Linked DNA regions of Mus musculus: region 2 is linked to region 1. The links are chromatin loops, found by intact Hi-C in ENCODE. Cell type or tissue: gastrocnemius. All regions are shown on one strand.

Evidence for each region. Peaks named below come from ENCODE experiments on the same cell type or tissue, not always from the same donor. Only the 100,000 strongest peaks of a DNase experiment are listed, where the experiment ranks them.
Region 2: a loop joins it to region 1, with 8 times the contacts of the local background. A loop is called at or near these places in 7 of 42 quality-filtered maps.

The regions. Positions count from the first base shown.
Region 1 is chr16:14,440,787-14,448,786 of GRCm38, forward strand. It overlaps Abcc1 (ATP-binding cassette, sub-family C (CFTR/MRP), member 1), which reads left to right. Exons shown (of 31, transcript NM_008576.3): 16 at 2,562-2,688; 17 at 4,507-4,683; 18 at 6,692-6,859; 19 at 7,614-7,797. Among named protein-coding and RNA genes, the nearest start is that of Abcc1, 83 kb to the left of the region's middle. In gastrocnemius, a CTCF peak has its summit at 4,586 (motif pointing left); no DNase peak of the experiment used is centred here; H3K4me3 peaks cover 381 bases; H3K27ac peaks cover 3,113 bases.
Region 2 is chr16:14,313,704-14,321,703 of GRCm38, forward strand. Cep20 (centrosomal protein 20) reads right to left here and starts at 3,629. Exons shown (of 5, transcript NM_025345.2): 1 at 3,591-3,629; 2 at 113-310. The coding sequence starts at 3,618. In gastrocnemius, no CTCF peak of the experiment used is centred here; DNase peaks (open chromatin) are centred at 3,732 and 6,165; H3K4me3 peaks cover 2,137 bases; H3K27ac peaks cover 1,759 bases.

The DNA.
Region 1 (8,000 bases):
GTTCTGCGTAGGGTGGTCCCATGGCATTGCTCCTCACAAATGCAGCACAAAAGACTCAACAGCAATGAGTGTTTCAGGGGCTAGCGAGGGGACTCAATAATTAAAGATCCGAATGTGGTCCTTAGAATCCCTGTGACAAAAGCTAGGCATGGTGACACCGTGTAATCCCAGCATTGGGGAAACAGAAACAGGAAGATTCCTGGGGCTCAGTAGCCTGTTAGGTGAGTTCTAGGCCAGTGACAGACCTTGTCTTAAAAAAAAAAAAAAAGATGGATGGTACCTGAGAAATGACACCTGAGTTTTCTCTCTACCTTGCACTCCTATGTGCATACACAGAAGAATCAAACAGTTGATCCATATAGTTAGCCAGCTTTGAAACCAGTACCCAAGGAAGGGACCTTGCTTGCGAGCCTGGGATGCCCATGTGGCTGGCTGGTCTGGGCACGGAGACCAGTGTTCTGAGCTGTCAGCTGCAGAAGCAGCAGTGTTACAAGCCACTGATGACAAGCCACTGTGGCTGTAGAGCCTACAGCTCTATTTCTTCTTCTTCTTCTTCTTCTTCTTCTTCTTCTTCTTCTTCTTCTTCTTCTTCTTCTTCTTCTTCTTCTTCTCCTTCTCCTTCTCCTTCTCCTTCTCCTTCTCCTTCTCCTTCTCCTTCTCCTTCTCCTTCTCCTTCTCCTTCTCCTTCTCCTTCTCCTTCTCCTTCTCCTTCTCCTTCCTTCTTTCTTCCTTCTTTCTTCCTTCTTTCTTCCTTCTTTCTTCCTTCTTTCTTCCTTCTTTCTTTCTTCTTTCTTTCTTCTTTCTTTCTTCTTTCTTTCTTCTTTCTTTCTTCTTTCTTTCTTCTTTCTTTCTTCTTTCTTTCTTCTTTCTTTCTTCTTCTTCCTTCTTCTTCCTTCTTCTTCCTTCTTCTTCCTTCTTCTTCCTTCTTCTTCCTTCTTCTTCCTTCTTCTTCCTTCTTCTTCCTTCTTCTTCCTTCTTCTTCCTTCTTCTTCCTTCTTCTTCCTTCTTCTTCCTTCTTCTTCCTTCTTCTTCCTTCTTCTTCCTTCTTCTTCCTTCTTCTTCCTTCTTCTTCCTTCTTCTTCCTTCTTCTTCCTTCTTCTTCCTTCTTCTTCCTTCTTCTTCCTTCTTCTTCCTTCTTCTTCCTTCTTCTTCCTTCTTCTTCCTTCTTCTTCCTTCTTCTTCCTTCTTCTTCCTTCTTCTTCCTTCTTCTTCCTTCTTCTTCCTTCTTCTTCCTTCTTCTTCCTTCTTCTTCCTTCTTCTTCCTTCTTCTTCCTTCTTCTTCCTTCTTCTTCCTTCTTCTTCCTTCTTTCTTCTTCTTCTTCTTCTTCCTTCTTCTTCTTCTTTCTTCTTCTTCCTTCTTCTTCCTTCTTCCTCCTTCTTTCTTCTTCTTTCTTCTTCTTTTTCTCCTTCCTCCTTCTTCCTCCTTCTTCCTCCTTCCTTCTTCCTTCCTTCTTCCTTCCTCCTCCTCCTCCTCCTCCTCCTCCTCCTCCTCCTCCTCCTCCTCCTCCTCCTCCTTCTTCTTCTTCTTCTTCTTCTTCTTCTTCTTCTTCTTCTTCTTCTTCTTTCTTCTTCTTTCCTCCTCCTCCTCCTCCTCCTTCTTCTTTTCTTCTTCTTCTTCTTTTCTTCTTCTTCCTTTATTTTTTTTGAGATAGAGCCTTACTGTTCCATGTTGACTAGCTTGTAACTCATGCAGACCATGCTGGCCTCGAACTTACACAGATCCACCAGCCTCTGTCACCTGTCTCCTAAGTGGTGAGATTGAAGGTGTGCACCAGCACTTCTGTTCGTTAGCAGGCCATTGCAAAGCTGAGCATGGTGGTGTACACCTGTAATCTCAGCATTTGGGATGCAGAGGCAGGAGGAGCGGGAGTGGTGGATCAATCTTGCTTACATAGTGAGTTGGCAGCTAGCATGGGCTATTGTGAGACCTTACCTGGGATGGGGGTGGAAGGTTCTGGGGAGATGGCTTAGTCAATAGAGTGATTGCTGTGCAAGAAGAGGATCTGGATGTAGTAGTATGTGCTTCAGATCCGTGGAACTTACTGCCTAACCATCCTGGTATATTTGAAAAACTCTAGGTTAGTATAGACCTTGTCTCAAGAAAACTACAAGGCAGACAGACCCTGAGGATTAGTGTTGACCTCTGGCCACCCCAAGTATACACACATGTACACAAACATAAAGACAACAGTTGATAAGGCCATTCTGGAACTCAGCTCTGGTCTCTCTGCGCAGCCCCTCAGTGTTTTGAATCTTTTTCCAGACCTGGCCTGTTACCCTGGTCTTCTGTCTTCTGAATTTTCTCAGCCAAGTTGTCACTGGGGACAAAGTGTTGTGGTGTCAGATAGGCGAATACCCTCTATCAGTTCTCTTGGGTGACATGTAGCAAGCCCCTGGGCTCTGTGTTGCCTGGGCTTTGTAATACATTTACATTGGGCCCCTGAGGCCATGGCCCTCCTTGCCCCACACTCTTGGAGGTCTTCAGGTGTTGACCAGCACACCCTTGGCAGGGAGGGTATAGGACATTGTGTTATTTCAGGCTCCTCATTGTGTCCTTGCAGCATCACCTTCTCCATTCCTGAAGGAGCCCTTGTGGCCGTGGTGGGCCAGGTAGGCTGCGGGAAGTCATCTCTGCTGTCAGCCCTGCTGGCTGAGATGGACAAGGTGGAGGGACATGTGACTCTCAAGGTAGGATGGGGACCAGGATGGGGAGAGATGGTCTGGGAGGAAGGCTCAGCCCAGTGTCTCTTACAAACTGTCAAAAGAAGCAGCCATCTCGGCTCATCTAGGAAAGCAAGGTTTCAGTGACAGCCACTTCTTTCTTTGCTCAGTGCCTTGGCCAGTGTGACATGTGATAGCTGCTCAGTCAACAGGCCGTGAATGCTTAGATGTACTGCCGAGGAGTGCTTGTTCATGGCTCTTGCCTTCCTTCTGAATTTGTTTTATTTCACTTCACATGATCTCCAGCCCCAACCATTTTCCTGTTTTCCTGGCTGAATAATACACGAGGGTGTGTGTGTGTGTGTGCGTGTGCGTGTGCGTGTGCGTGTGTTGAAAGCAGAAAGGGCTGTTTGAGGGAGGAAGAAACCAAGAAAGGGAGAGGCACAATGGTGAATATGACCAAAATACAATGATGTATCTGCCTGAAAATGTCGGACAGAGGGAAGGAGGGGTAAAGACTCTGGAGGATCTCCCAGCATCCTGTCAGGGAAGGCTCCCCCAACCCCCGCTCTCACTTCATCCTGTGGTCTCTGGATAGAACCTTCTGGCTTCTTCTTTCTTTTGAATCTTGTAAATAGGGCATAACTTCAGTACTGATTGATGTGGCTGGAATAATCTCAGAACCTGGTGTAAGAAACACATTTTAAATCTTTAGTGTTACTTGAATTCTTAATACGGGCCTGGAGGGAAAGCGTGTGGCTTTAGCAATTCAAGGCCCAGCATGCTCTGAGCTGAGCTAAACTTTCTGTGAGTTGACGGCTGCTGTGAAAATGAGTCTCTTGGGACTTTTCTACAAGTGCTTTATTCCCTTGGAGGCCTTTGCCTGCTATGTAAATAAGATCCAGAGTATCACCAGCAGCCTCTGGAGCAGCTGGGGATAAAAAAACACAATACAACCCCAGCTATTTTGCTTGAGCCAGCTTGTGCCAGATGTGTTTGCCTGTACCTGCCTGTCATCTGCATCCCCTTCCCCTGAGAACTCGAGTGTGGGGATGTGGTCTTACGTCACTGTTTGATTTCAATCCAGATCTTCCCCTTGCTGGTTCAGTGCTCTTTGGAAGTAAGTGAGCAGCATCTGGGTCCAGGCAGATAGCTGCTGCTTCTGGATGTGCTCGCTTGTTTCTTCCAACATGCCCAAGGTTGACAAAGGGAAATTGTTTGTCATTAGATCCATGCTGCAGTCTGTTTCATAGTTCCTGGGTTCCTGCCATCCCAGGCACTGGTGCCCTGTGTCCAAGAACTATTTATAGCTGGTGATTTCAGAAAGTATATTGAAAGTGTTAGTTTTCCCCAGTGTCTTGGTAGACATGGCCTATGGCTGAGTATTTTTTGAGCTGTACAATTGAGGGGTCCTGACACTTGAGGCTCATAGAAACTGGAATGTTTAAATAGCAATTTGGTCTTTTTTTTTTCTGAGATTTTAGATACAGATTTAGGTCATTGATTTCTATTCCTGTAGTTTAGAATCCTTTGTGACTTTCTATCACCTTTTTTTTTTTTGATAAAGGTGGGCATGACACTAGCCATGTGTGAACTAATCCCTGACACCTGCTTTCCTGCTGTCCTGCTGTCCCATGAGTTGTCCTTGACCAGTCAAGCTGGCCTTTCTGTCCCTTAAAGGAGTTGGATTCTTTTGTTCCTTGTCTGTTGTTCCAGTGGATCAGTGCCCTCCTTTCTTCTTATCCTGGCTGTGTGTGTTTTGGGAAGTTGGTTCTTTTCACAGGCAGGTGTCTGCTGTTGTCTTTTTATCAAGTCTGTCTGTCTTTTCCACTGCCTGCCACACAGGGCTCCGTGGCCTACGTGCCCCAGCAGGCCTGGATTCAGAATGACTCTCTCCGAGAGAACATACTGTTTGGGCACCCCCTGCAGGAAAATTACTACAAGGCAGTTATGGAAGCCTGTGCCCTTCTTCCAGATTTGGAAATCCTGCCCAGTGGGGACCGCACAGAGATCGGTGAGAAGGTGAGTGTGACATGGGTACAGCTGGCAGCATCAGCTGCTGCTGTGTGACAAACTTTGTTGGGACCGCCTGTGAGTGGATTGTCAGGGACCTGCTGTCTCTAGCCTGTGGCTAAGCTCCTTTTGCCATGCTATGTAAGTCTGGCCAGGGTATCCACCATATGGCTCTTGGTGCTGTGGTCTTAGTTGAGGTGTCAGTCGCCATCTAAGTGGGAGCCTCTCACGTGGTGATGTAGAGTAAGAGAATAAAAGCCAAAGGTATGCTGTGCTTTGCCACATACTGTGCCACCCGCAGGACAAGACAAGGTCACAGTGTACCTAGGGGATGTGCATACGAGTGATGATGGGGACTGATGATGGGGACGGCTCTAGACTAGCTGGTACCCACTTCTCTCTGCTGCCATACTAACATTTTTAACCTAAGTCATCTGCATGGTAGCTCATGAGAGGGGTTTGCTCTGATCCCTAATGCACTGCTGAGGAAAGGGAGGCTCAGGGAGGCCAGCAGACTTGCCTGATGCCGAGTCCCAGGGAAAGAGATTCTTAAGTCCCTCCTGTCCCCTGTTCTGCTGCCACTTTGGAAGAGGGACGAGACTCCCAGCCCATTTGCTGTGGGGCAAGTGATTGTCTTGTGTGTGTGCTGGAAGTGCAGCCACCTCCAGTGTCAGGGACCTCTTGGGAGAGCTGAGTTTGTCTGTTCCTAGTCTCCAGCCAAGGATCTTCTCCCCAGCTTGCTTATTTGATGCATGGTGTCTTTACTTGGCATGGACCTGGAGATCCTTTGGGTTGCCTAGGACCCTTGTTTAAATAGGTTGGAGGTGCCAAGCAAACCGAAGGGTCTAAGTATTATGTGGGATCCAAGGCAGGATTGCCAGGGTCTTCGAAACAGGCTGGGGGTTGGTTGGCAGCCTGCTTATCAGCCTTTCCCGTTTTGTTAATGCTGGGATCTCGCACTTGGAGATACCTGACTGTCCCCTTCTAGTCTCAGTGCCAGAGTTTGAAGGGAGTCAAGGGTTGACTGATTTTGTCTACTTCAGTTCAATATGCAGGGACTAAAGGGATCTTCTTTAACTGGGCCTATCATCCCAGAATGCAGGAAGCTGAGGCAGGAGAATAGGTAACCAGCAAGATCCCATCTCAAAATAACATACTAAAAATGGATAGCAATGTGGCTTAATGGTAGAATACTTGTTTAGTATGGGCAAAGGCCCCGAGCCCCATCCCTAGCTCTGCCTATATATGTGTCTATGTATATCATATGTATATGTATATCATATGTATATGTATATTATATGTATATGTATATGTATATATGGGAGCTGGCTACTAGGATCAGTCTTGGCACAGATTGGGTCAGTTTACTCAGTAGGTGTCACTGGGCATTTGAGCTGTACATGGCCACAGTGTTGGTCCCTCATTGTTGGAAGTTGGTTGCTGCTGCTCAGTGCTGAACCCTTCCTCTGTGAGTGAAGTGCCCTGGGTGCCGCCAGCTTCACTCTGTGACTTTAATAGGAATGGTAGCTCATGGTGAAGCTCACCACAGAACACTTAACAGCAACAGTAGGTGTGTCAGCTACTGCCTAATAATATAATAGGTATACAAATAATACTATCTTTGTCATCCACACTGTGTCTTCTATAGACTCTTCTATAGGCTGATGAGTTTTAAGATACCATTAGCTGCCGCTTCCTCCTCTTTCTGTGGCACTACAGACCCCGGGACAGGCTGGGCTCATGTTCTGTAACTGAGCTGCACCCGCAGCCCTTCTTTTACTTTTCAGTTGAGATGTTGCCCAGGCTCACTTTGAACTTGCCGTCTTCCTGCCTCCTCAGGCTCTGAGCAGCTGGACTGATAGACGTGCCAGCAGGCCTGACTGTCTACTTCCCTCCCCTGAGTATGTGCTGGGGGCCAGGTGCCCCAGTCAGCAGCTCTTCTGTCCCCATTCTTGTTTTGTATGGTTCTGGGGTCCTGGGGATCCCAAGAAACCCACTCTTCCCACTGTCTTCCTAGGGTGTGAACCTGTCAGGGGGCCAGAAGCAGCGTGTGAGCCTGGCCCGGGCTGTGTACTCTAACTCTGACATCTACCTCTTTGATGACCCCCTCTCGGCTGTGGATGCACATGTTGGGAAGCACATCTTTGAGAAGGTGGTTGGTCCCATGGGCCTACTGAAGAACAAGGTATTCTCCCAGGGCCAGGACTTCAGTTGATTGACAGTGTGGCCTTGGACAAGTCTTTGATCCTTGGGCTTGCTTTCATGCGTCCTCTGTGTGTGTGTGTGTGTGTGTGTGTGTGTGTGTGTGTGTGTGTGTTAGCCCAGCACTGAGGAGGCTGAGATGGAAGAGTTAGGCTAGCCTGGCCTATACAGCAAGAACTTACCTTAAAAGACAAGGGCTTGGGATGCAGCCTTGTGGTAGGGTGCCTGCCTAGTGTGCAGAGGCTTTGAATTTAGTCCCCAGTACTGCAAACACACAATGGGCTCTAATGCAGGTAGTGTGGTGGCCTTACTATCCCCTCGTCCACACTCTTGGTAGTTTCTGTCTCCCTCTTAGAGGTTCCTCCCCAAATAGTCTTCTCAACTCTGCATTAGCATTCTCTCTACACTGTCTTCCCCTATCCCAATACTACTTCCATGCCTGTGGTTCATTTTGTCTTTATCCCTGGAGACCAGGCAGGCCTCTGCTCTCTTTGTCCCCTGCTGCTCCTGCCTGATACAGGGTGGGTCCTGTGGAGAGAGTGAGAGAGGGTGTGGGGGGTGGGGTGGGGGGAAGGGAGGGAGAGAGGAGGAGGGAGAGAGGGAATATATGAATGGGTGTGCGTGTGCCCACAGCCTTTGGACCTGAACCATGCCCTGAGATACTCCTAATCTCAACGGTGCTGTGACAGTGTCTCCTCCATGGTGCTGATGGGGCCAGGTCTATGTTTTACCCATAGACACGGATCCTGGTCACCCATGGTATCAGCTACCTGCCCCAAGTGGATGTCATCATTGTCATGAGTGGCGGCAAGATCTCAGAGATGGGTTCTTATCAGGAGCTGCTAGACCGGGATGGGGCCTTCGCTGAGTTCCTGCGCACCTATGCCAACGCTGAGCAGGACCTGGCCTCGGAGGATGACAGTAAGAATGGCAGGGAACTACAGGAGCTGGCTCTGATCATCATAGCTGCTTATGGGAGGGTCTTACCTGGGCTCTAGGGGTGCAATTCATGAGGGTATTGGGTAGGAGCACATTGGGCTTCTGGAGACCAATAGGTCAGTTTAACCTTGCAGGTCAGGTAGAGAGGGTTCTCGGCACTTGGCACCCAGGTTCACAGGGTCAGG
Region 2 (8,000 bases), 130 kb before region 1:
GTGTTCAGTCACCTGCCTGACACAGTCATGAAATTACATATTCAGGCTAAATGCTTTCTAAGAATTAGGGAAAAAAAGGAGATCTTTTCTCCAGTGTTGAATAACCACTTACCTGCTATGAGGACAGAGGCTGTGTATTTATATTTATTGAATTCCAAATACTCCCTAATTAATTCATTAATTAGAAGGTTCTCATGAGACAAAGACGGTCGGGGTTCACGATCATCATCCAGGGCATTGAAAACTTCAGCACGGATCCTTGCTTTTAAATGTCCTAACACTCCCCTTTTTTCCAAGGTGTCCTTTAAAACTGTTAAATAAATATAAAATATAAATGCTTCTGTTATAGTGTAAGTGTTGATATTTCAGGTATGTGCTAAAGAATAATGTTTAAAAGGAGAATGACACAAATATAGCTCTTGATTCAAAGAGACAAGCGGAACAATGACATCAGTAATGATCAAATCAATATTTGTGCAAATTCAAGCTTATCAGTGCTGTAGCTTTAGTTAGGGACTATAGCTGAGTGGGAGAAAAGGTTGACCACAATTACAGTTCGCTCACACCCACAGCTCCCACGCGGATTCAGACAGTACTTTAATCCAGGGTAATTACAGAAAACCACCTGCCCTCCACAAAAGAGGGATGTGTCATTATTACTATTAATGCAGACCAACTTTTGAAATCCATAGTTTTGGGTTGTTTTGTTTTGTTTTGTTTTTTTGAGACAGAGTCTATGTAGCTGTGGCTGTCCTGGAACTTACTATGCATACCAAGCTGGCCTCAAACTCAGAGAGACCCACCTGACTCTACCTAGCTGAACGGTGGCAGATTCCTATAATCCTAGTACTTGGGAGGATGGGAAGTCAGATCAGCTTGGGCTTCATACCTAGGCTGTATCCCAAGGATAACTTCTTAGGCTGAACATGACCCTGAACTTCTGATTCTCCTTCTTCTATCTCACAAGTAGGCTGTGATGGGATTATAGGTGTTCATTACCACTCCCAATGCCTGTGTCGCTGGGGATTGAACCCAGGACCTCACGCATGACAAGCAAGCTACATTACTAGCCCAACAGTAGGATTTTGAAATGCCCAGCCTGGTTAGAAATGTAACATAAGGGGCGGAAGAGATGACTTAGTAAGGAATGTGTATTGTTCTTGCAGAGGACCTCAGTTTGCTTCCTGGTACCTACGTGGGCAGCTCACAACCATCTGTAACTCCAGGGGAACTCCGGGCCCTCTTCTGGCCTCCTCTTGTACACATGCGCACACACACACACACACACACACACACACACACACACACACACACGCACATGCGCGGGCGCGCGTGCAACACAACGGCTGAGAGGGAGAGGGAGGGAGGGAGAGAGAGAGGGAGAGAAAGAGAGAGAGAAACACAAAAATAAATCTTAAAAAAAAAAGAAATGTAATGATACTCGAATAAGGGACTATACCACTGCTAACTTATGGAGTCAGGAGTATGCATGTCAAATGTAACCTTATGTCTTGAAAAGGTACACTGTGACAAACATCAAAAGTTGAAATAAGTATACAGACTGAGTATAGAAAATGGGCTAGGGTTGAGCTGTCATCATCCCTTAACAGTAATATGGAACCTTCCTTTCTCAAATAGTCTTTTGTGACTAAACAGCAATTTTAGAAAATCAACATAATGCCTAGAATACAGTTAAGAACCCACTAAATATTTATAATATAGTACCTTACATTATTGATGAAAACTGTAGGTTAATAGTGCACTTTGCTCTGCCGATGGCAAAGGCATTAATATGCCACAATAATTAAAACCCATAGAGCAGTTCGGAAACATTTAGGTACATATAAGCAGAGTTTCTGATCTTTAGTAACTAACAACAGTCCTTGGCCACGTGATCGAGGATAGCCACTCTTAGACTTTTCACTTTTCTTCTCTTTTATTTCTAAAGCACTCCTTCAACCTTTCTACAGGTGTCAACCAATTATACTCTGAAACAGGTCCATAAAAGGACAGCTTTATCTTAAGATCATAACACAATCCCCGTTCTCTAGTTCCATCTTTGGAAATTAAGGGAAAGAGTCTTTTCTACTGGCAAGCATCCTGTCCCAGTTACTCTGAAGTACACACAGTACAGCCTCAAACTTTGCAGAAAACGCAAAGTAATGAGCTGGATTTGGGAAACGCAGCATGTCCTTCATACTTGGTGGCAGATTCCTAAACCATGCCTCAGCTGCCTTCTCCGAGGTAATGAACTCTACTTCTCAGAGAAAGAGCTAGGTGAAATGGAAGAGGTTTTAGACCAGTAAAAGCCCAGAAAATGTAAGATCACTGATTAGGAACAAGTTTTTATTACTTTTCTCTCAGACACAAAGCATACCAAGAACCAGAGAACGCAGAAGAACATATATAAGGAGGTCCCCCTCAATTTGTAGGGATAACCTCTGGGCTCTTTTATCATTTTGCTACTTGTAGTCTTATGCTTACAATGCTATTATTATAAAAATGCCTTCAGGAATTGGTCTTAACCCAACTTCTTTTCCATAGACTTTATCTTGAAATCCTATGAAAAGTTTATACAATATACATGTACTATGTATACTCCCATCCCCAGAACAGCTCATTGACTCATGTGAAGTCCCTCCTGGGGACTGAGGTATGTCTGCTTTTGGAATGCTCACCAGCAGTGTCCCCAATACATATGCAGTCAATAGTTACTACATCTTAGTCTCCAAACTATTCCATTTGGTTCTCTCCAGATTTCCATTACCGTTGGCTTAGTCTCTGAATTCCTTGACACTCAGAACTAGGTTTATTCTACGGGAAGCAGAATGGCATGATTAAGCCAGTGCACCTTATGGGGTTTCCACACGAGTCGATTTCTATCTAAATTATCGTGGATGAAATATTCCAACTCTCATGTATGAAATGGACATAGCGTTGCTACACAGAATCAAGTTGGATGAGTTGTTAAGGGTCTGATAGAATCACATACTGAACCTTAACTCCAATTACAACTCAAACGTTAACTCTAATTACTATTCAGAGTTAACAGTATACACGCGTTATTGATGTCTACTCCTTGTTTTGTAGTCCTGGGGATGGAACCTGCATGCACCCTGCACACAACCAACCATTTTGGAAAACCTCTTCCGAAAAATCCTGAAGAGCCGCCAGGATGGACAACTCTGTCTCAGGTTTCTGCCAAAGGACAAGGAGGACCTAGCCATACGTTGTCGTCCGGATGGGCTAGCCGTGCAAATCATTGGGAAGTGTGTCTGTCACCAAATCGTGGCTGTGGTGTTGTCGTGGTCAGCTCGGAACGCAGGCCTTTGGGCGCTGTCTGCTCAGTAGGGTTCTAAGAGATACCCAGAGGTCCTGAGGGGACAACAGATACCAGTCCCTTCCTCCAGCTCAAAGGCTGGCCCTAACATAGCGCATGCGCAAAGGCCGCCCCTGGTGGGCCCTGCCACCCTAGAACGACCCTGGAAAAAGATGAGCCGATGTCCCGCGCGCTCTCCTTCTGTCCCATCCCTATCATATACGGAAGGTTCGACGCTTCCCGCAACCGAGCATCCCCTCAATGCACTCACCAGCTTTCAGTTCCGTAACAGTCGCCATTTTTCAACGGCTGCTGGTGCCACGCCTCTCCAGTGCGTACGCACGGCTCTCGGCGCGGCCTCCAACCAATAGGAGTATGGCTCTGCTAGACCGCGTCTGTGCCTGCGCTCCGGTGATTGGCGAGCCGCCACATGAGACTCCACCAATCAGCGACCGTGTGAGGCGGGCTACACTGCAGAAAAGCTTGGAGCCAGAGCCAAATCTGTACCCAACTGCTTTGCCTTTTGTCGCCGCCCAAGTCCTACAGGTCAAGGTGCTGATTGTTCACCTCCCCTCCCCGCACCTTGGCAGGCTTTGTGCTCAGTCCGAGTCCCAGACACAACCCAGCGTCAGAATTACCTGGAAGACTGGTTAGAACAGACTGCTCTGACCCACCCTTGGGTCTTTCTGAGGCACGGACCAAGAGTTGGTTTTTCTGTCAACTTCCAGAATGCTGTGGATGGATGCTGTTAGTCTGAGAAGTGCCACCTTAAAAATCATCTTACACGGCACCCACTCGAAAGTGAACACTAGGAAGTCTTTACACGCCTCAGGTCAATGATGCCCGTTATACAGAGGAGGAAGTTGAGTGTCTAAAGGAAGATCACTGGCAAATGGTGGAGCAGGTGATAACCTAAACCCAGGCCAGCATCTCTTCAAAGCTTGCTCTCTACACTACCGTTAACACCGAGTACATTTGGAATCCTCGAGTTGTTTGTGGAAACAGCTGATAAAAGATTAAGAAGAACAAACATGGGAATAATACATTCAAAATGTGAGGCAGTATAATGGCAGTTGACTCTCCAGGGAGTCTAAGACACTGGACCCTTAAAATTCTGGACAGCCCAATAGTGGAAGTCTATGAGTGGATGCTAGTGAGCATATTTTCGAGGAAGTAAACTGTAAGAAATAGAAAATATAGACTTTAAAAGAAATCATTGGGTGTTTGTTTGTTTTTGTCTCATCTTGTAGTCCACGCTATCTGGGCATTCACTCTGTAGCTCAGGCTGACATTGAACTAACAACAAACACTCTTTTTGCCTCATTCTCAAAGTGATGAACGCCCCTATACTGCCACAACTTGGTTTTGTTTTTAAATTTGCCTCAGGGAGATAGATGTATGTTCTTCCTAAGATTAGCTTTGTTTTGTTTTTTTTCTGAAGTGCACAGGGTGGCTTTGAATTAGCCCTCCTTTCTTTAGCCTCCCAAGTGCTGCAATGACAGGAGTACATCACCATATCAGGCTTCTGAGATATTTCTTAAAGTGGGTAGCAGTTTTAAAGTTTGAAATCCATTTAGAGGAATGGCTCAGTGAATAAAGTTCTTGCTGCATAAATTTGAAGACCTGAGTAACCTTCGAAACCTGTTCTGTAGCCTTAGAATGGTCTTACTCAGTTAGGCTTTCCTATTTTGTAAAACCATGGTGCCTGAATACTTGGTCAGTAGCTCAGGAAATTAGAAGGATTAACCAATTCTACAGGTGAACAGCACTATTGATATACTGATGAGGAATTCCAGAGGCAAAGCATTATGTGACTTAGTATTCTCACCATGCTCACCAAAAATAGATACAGAGCCGTCATCTCAAACTTTCCCTTAACCTTCTTAACCTCACTTCTTCCCTAACCTTCTGGGGTCAGAGTGGGCTCCGCCTCTATCTTGGGAGTGAGTAGGGCCGAGAATGGGGAAAGGCACAAATTAAAAGAAAGTTTCCAAGTAGATATACATGACACTGGCCCACTCATAATGCCAAGGTTATATCAACTTTTTAGAGACAAGACTTCTCTGTGCCTGGTCCCTCTTGGGGTCAGTTGGAGCTTGGGTCAGTCATGTAGGATTCCCTTACCATGGAGCTTCCCAAGGAGAGGGGAGGCTGTGGTGAGGCTGCTTAGAAGACCACCTTTCAGGCTGGCGAGATGGCTCAGTGGTTAAGAGCACTGACTGCTCTTCTGAAGATCCAGAGTTCAAATCCCAGCAACCACATTGTGGCTCATAACCATCCATAATGAGATCTGACACCCTCTTCTGGAGTGTCTGAAGACAGCTACAGTGTTCTTACATATAATAATAAATAAATCTTTGGGCCAGAGTGAGCAGAGGTCCTGAGTTCAATTCCCAGCAACCACATGCTGGCTCACAACCATCTGTACAGCTACAGTGTACTCATATACATTATATAAATAAATAGCCGGGCGTGGTGTCAGACGCCTTTAATCCCAGCACTCGGGAGGCAGAGGCAGGCGGATTTCTGAGTTCGAGGCCAGCCTGGTCTACAAAGTGAGTGTTCCGGGACAGCCAGGGCTATATAGAGAAACCCTGTCTCGAAAATAAATAAATAAATAAATAAATAAATAAATAAATTAGAAGAAGAAGAAGAAGAAGAAGAAGAAGAAGAAGAAGAAGAAGAAGAAGAAGAAGACGTCAACCTTTCTCCTTCCCTGCAGTGTTGATTGCAAGAGTGCTCTCTCAAGTCTATAGCACACATGAGCACCCTCTGGAACTTCCCAAGGAATCTGGCACTCTATTTAGTGACAAGTCATCTTCCTCTGATCCCCATCTGGCTCTACGCCCCAAGGTGTGCCAGGTGACTCATGGATCAGTCATGTCACAGCAGAGGGTGGCTTGCATTGTACCTGGAACCAACAGAAAGGCTGAACTCAACCAACAGAAAGGCTAAACTCACCAGCATCATGACATTGAGGACTGCCTGCTAACTCTGTCATCCACAGCAGGTGCCCAGGCCAGCTGCATCGAGTGACAGAAAACCCTGTCTATTTCACCTGTGTCTTTGAGAGTATATGTTTGAAGAATGATGGGACTGAATTCTCACAAGGCACTTCACCCCATAGATAAAACATTTATAGAATATAAAGTCACTGACTCAGCAAAGCAATCAGAACACTAGGGAGAGGTGACATTACATTCAGATTTTAATGAGCCTAAAGGCCAGTTCTCCCCACTACAGTGAGGCCATGGAATTCACAAGGAATAGAAACAACATTTAAATGTTGTCAAGAGGAAGTTTTAGAGTGAAATTTAGTTTTGTTCTATTTAGGTATTTGATTTTATTCATTTGTTGTTAAATGTGGATATTTATATTAGTCTGTTAGAGCAAACAAAATGGTTCCTCCTGGTAAAGAGATACCTTGTGCCTCTTTGACCATCCAGCCATTTTGATAGAGCAAGAAATTTATTTAAAGCCTTGTTTACCAAGTGATTTAGAGATTAAGAAATTCTTGTGGTAATTCTTGCTGAAATGCAAGCTGTAGAGGAAAACAGACCAACAAAGCAGTGGGCTGGGCTCAAAGGAGTTTAACACCATTTCACCAAGAAACTCAGTAGTTTCCTTCTAGGAGAGGTGTTGCTATGAGAGGCTGCAGAGAGCTGGAAAAATCCTCCTGTAGGTGGAATTTTACAAATATGGGCAGCAGCTTTTGGAAATAGCAATTTCTCTGAAGACAAGCCAAGGCAACTTGTGCAAAGATAGCATAGTGCAGAGGCTGGGGGATGACTATCAGTAAATGCCTTGTTAATTCAAAGGCATCAGCCAGACTCCTGAGGGTTTCACGTTTTTTATTTTTAAATTGGATATTTTCTTTATTTACATTTCAAATGTTTTCCCCTTCCCAGGTCTCCCCTTCAAAAGCCCTCTATCCCATTCTCTCTCCCCCTGCCTCTATGGGGTACTCCCCCACCCACCCACTTCCTCATGTCCTTCCCTGCTTGGCATTCCCCTACACTGGGGCATCGAACACTCTCAGACCCAAGAGCCTCTCCTTCCAAAATGTCCAACAAGGCCATCCTCTGCCACATATGTGGCCAATGCCATGGGTCCCTCCATTTGTAGTCTTTGATTGGTGGTCCAGTCCCTGGAAGCTCCAGGAGACCTGGCCTGTTAAGACTGTTGCTCCTCCATGGGGCTGCAAACCCCCTCAGCTCCTTCAGACCCTTCTTCAACTCCTTTACCGGGGACCCCCCACGCTCAGTCCAATGGTTGGCATCTGTATTTGTCAGGCTCTGGTAGAGCCTCTCAGGATACAGCCATATCAGGCTTCCAGCAGCAAACACTTCCCAGCATCCACAATAGTTTCCAGATTTGGTGGCTGTATGAACTGGCTGGTTCTATGTGTCAACTTGACACAGGCTGGAGTTATCACAGAGAAAGGAGCTTCAGTTGAGGAAATGCCTCCATGAGATCCAGCTGTAAGGCATTTTCTCAATTAGTGATAAAGTGGGGCCCATTGTGGGTGGTGCCATCCCTGGGCTGGTAGTCTTGGGTTCTATAAGAGAGCAGGCAGAGCAAGCCAGAGGAAGCAAGCCAGTAAGGAACATCCCTCCATAGCCTCTGCATCAGCTCCTGCATCCTGACCTACTTGAGTTCCAGTCCTGACTTCCCTTGGTGA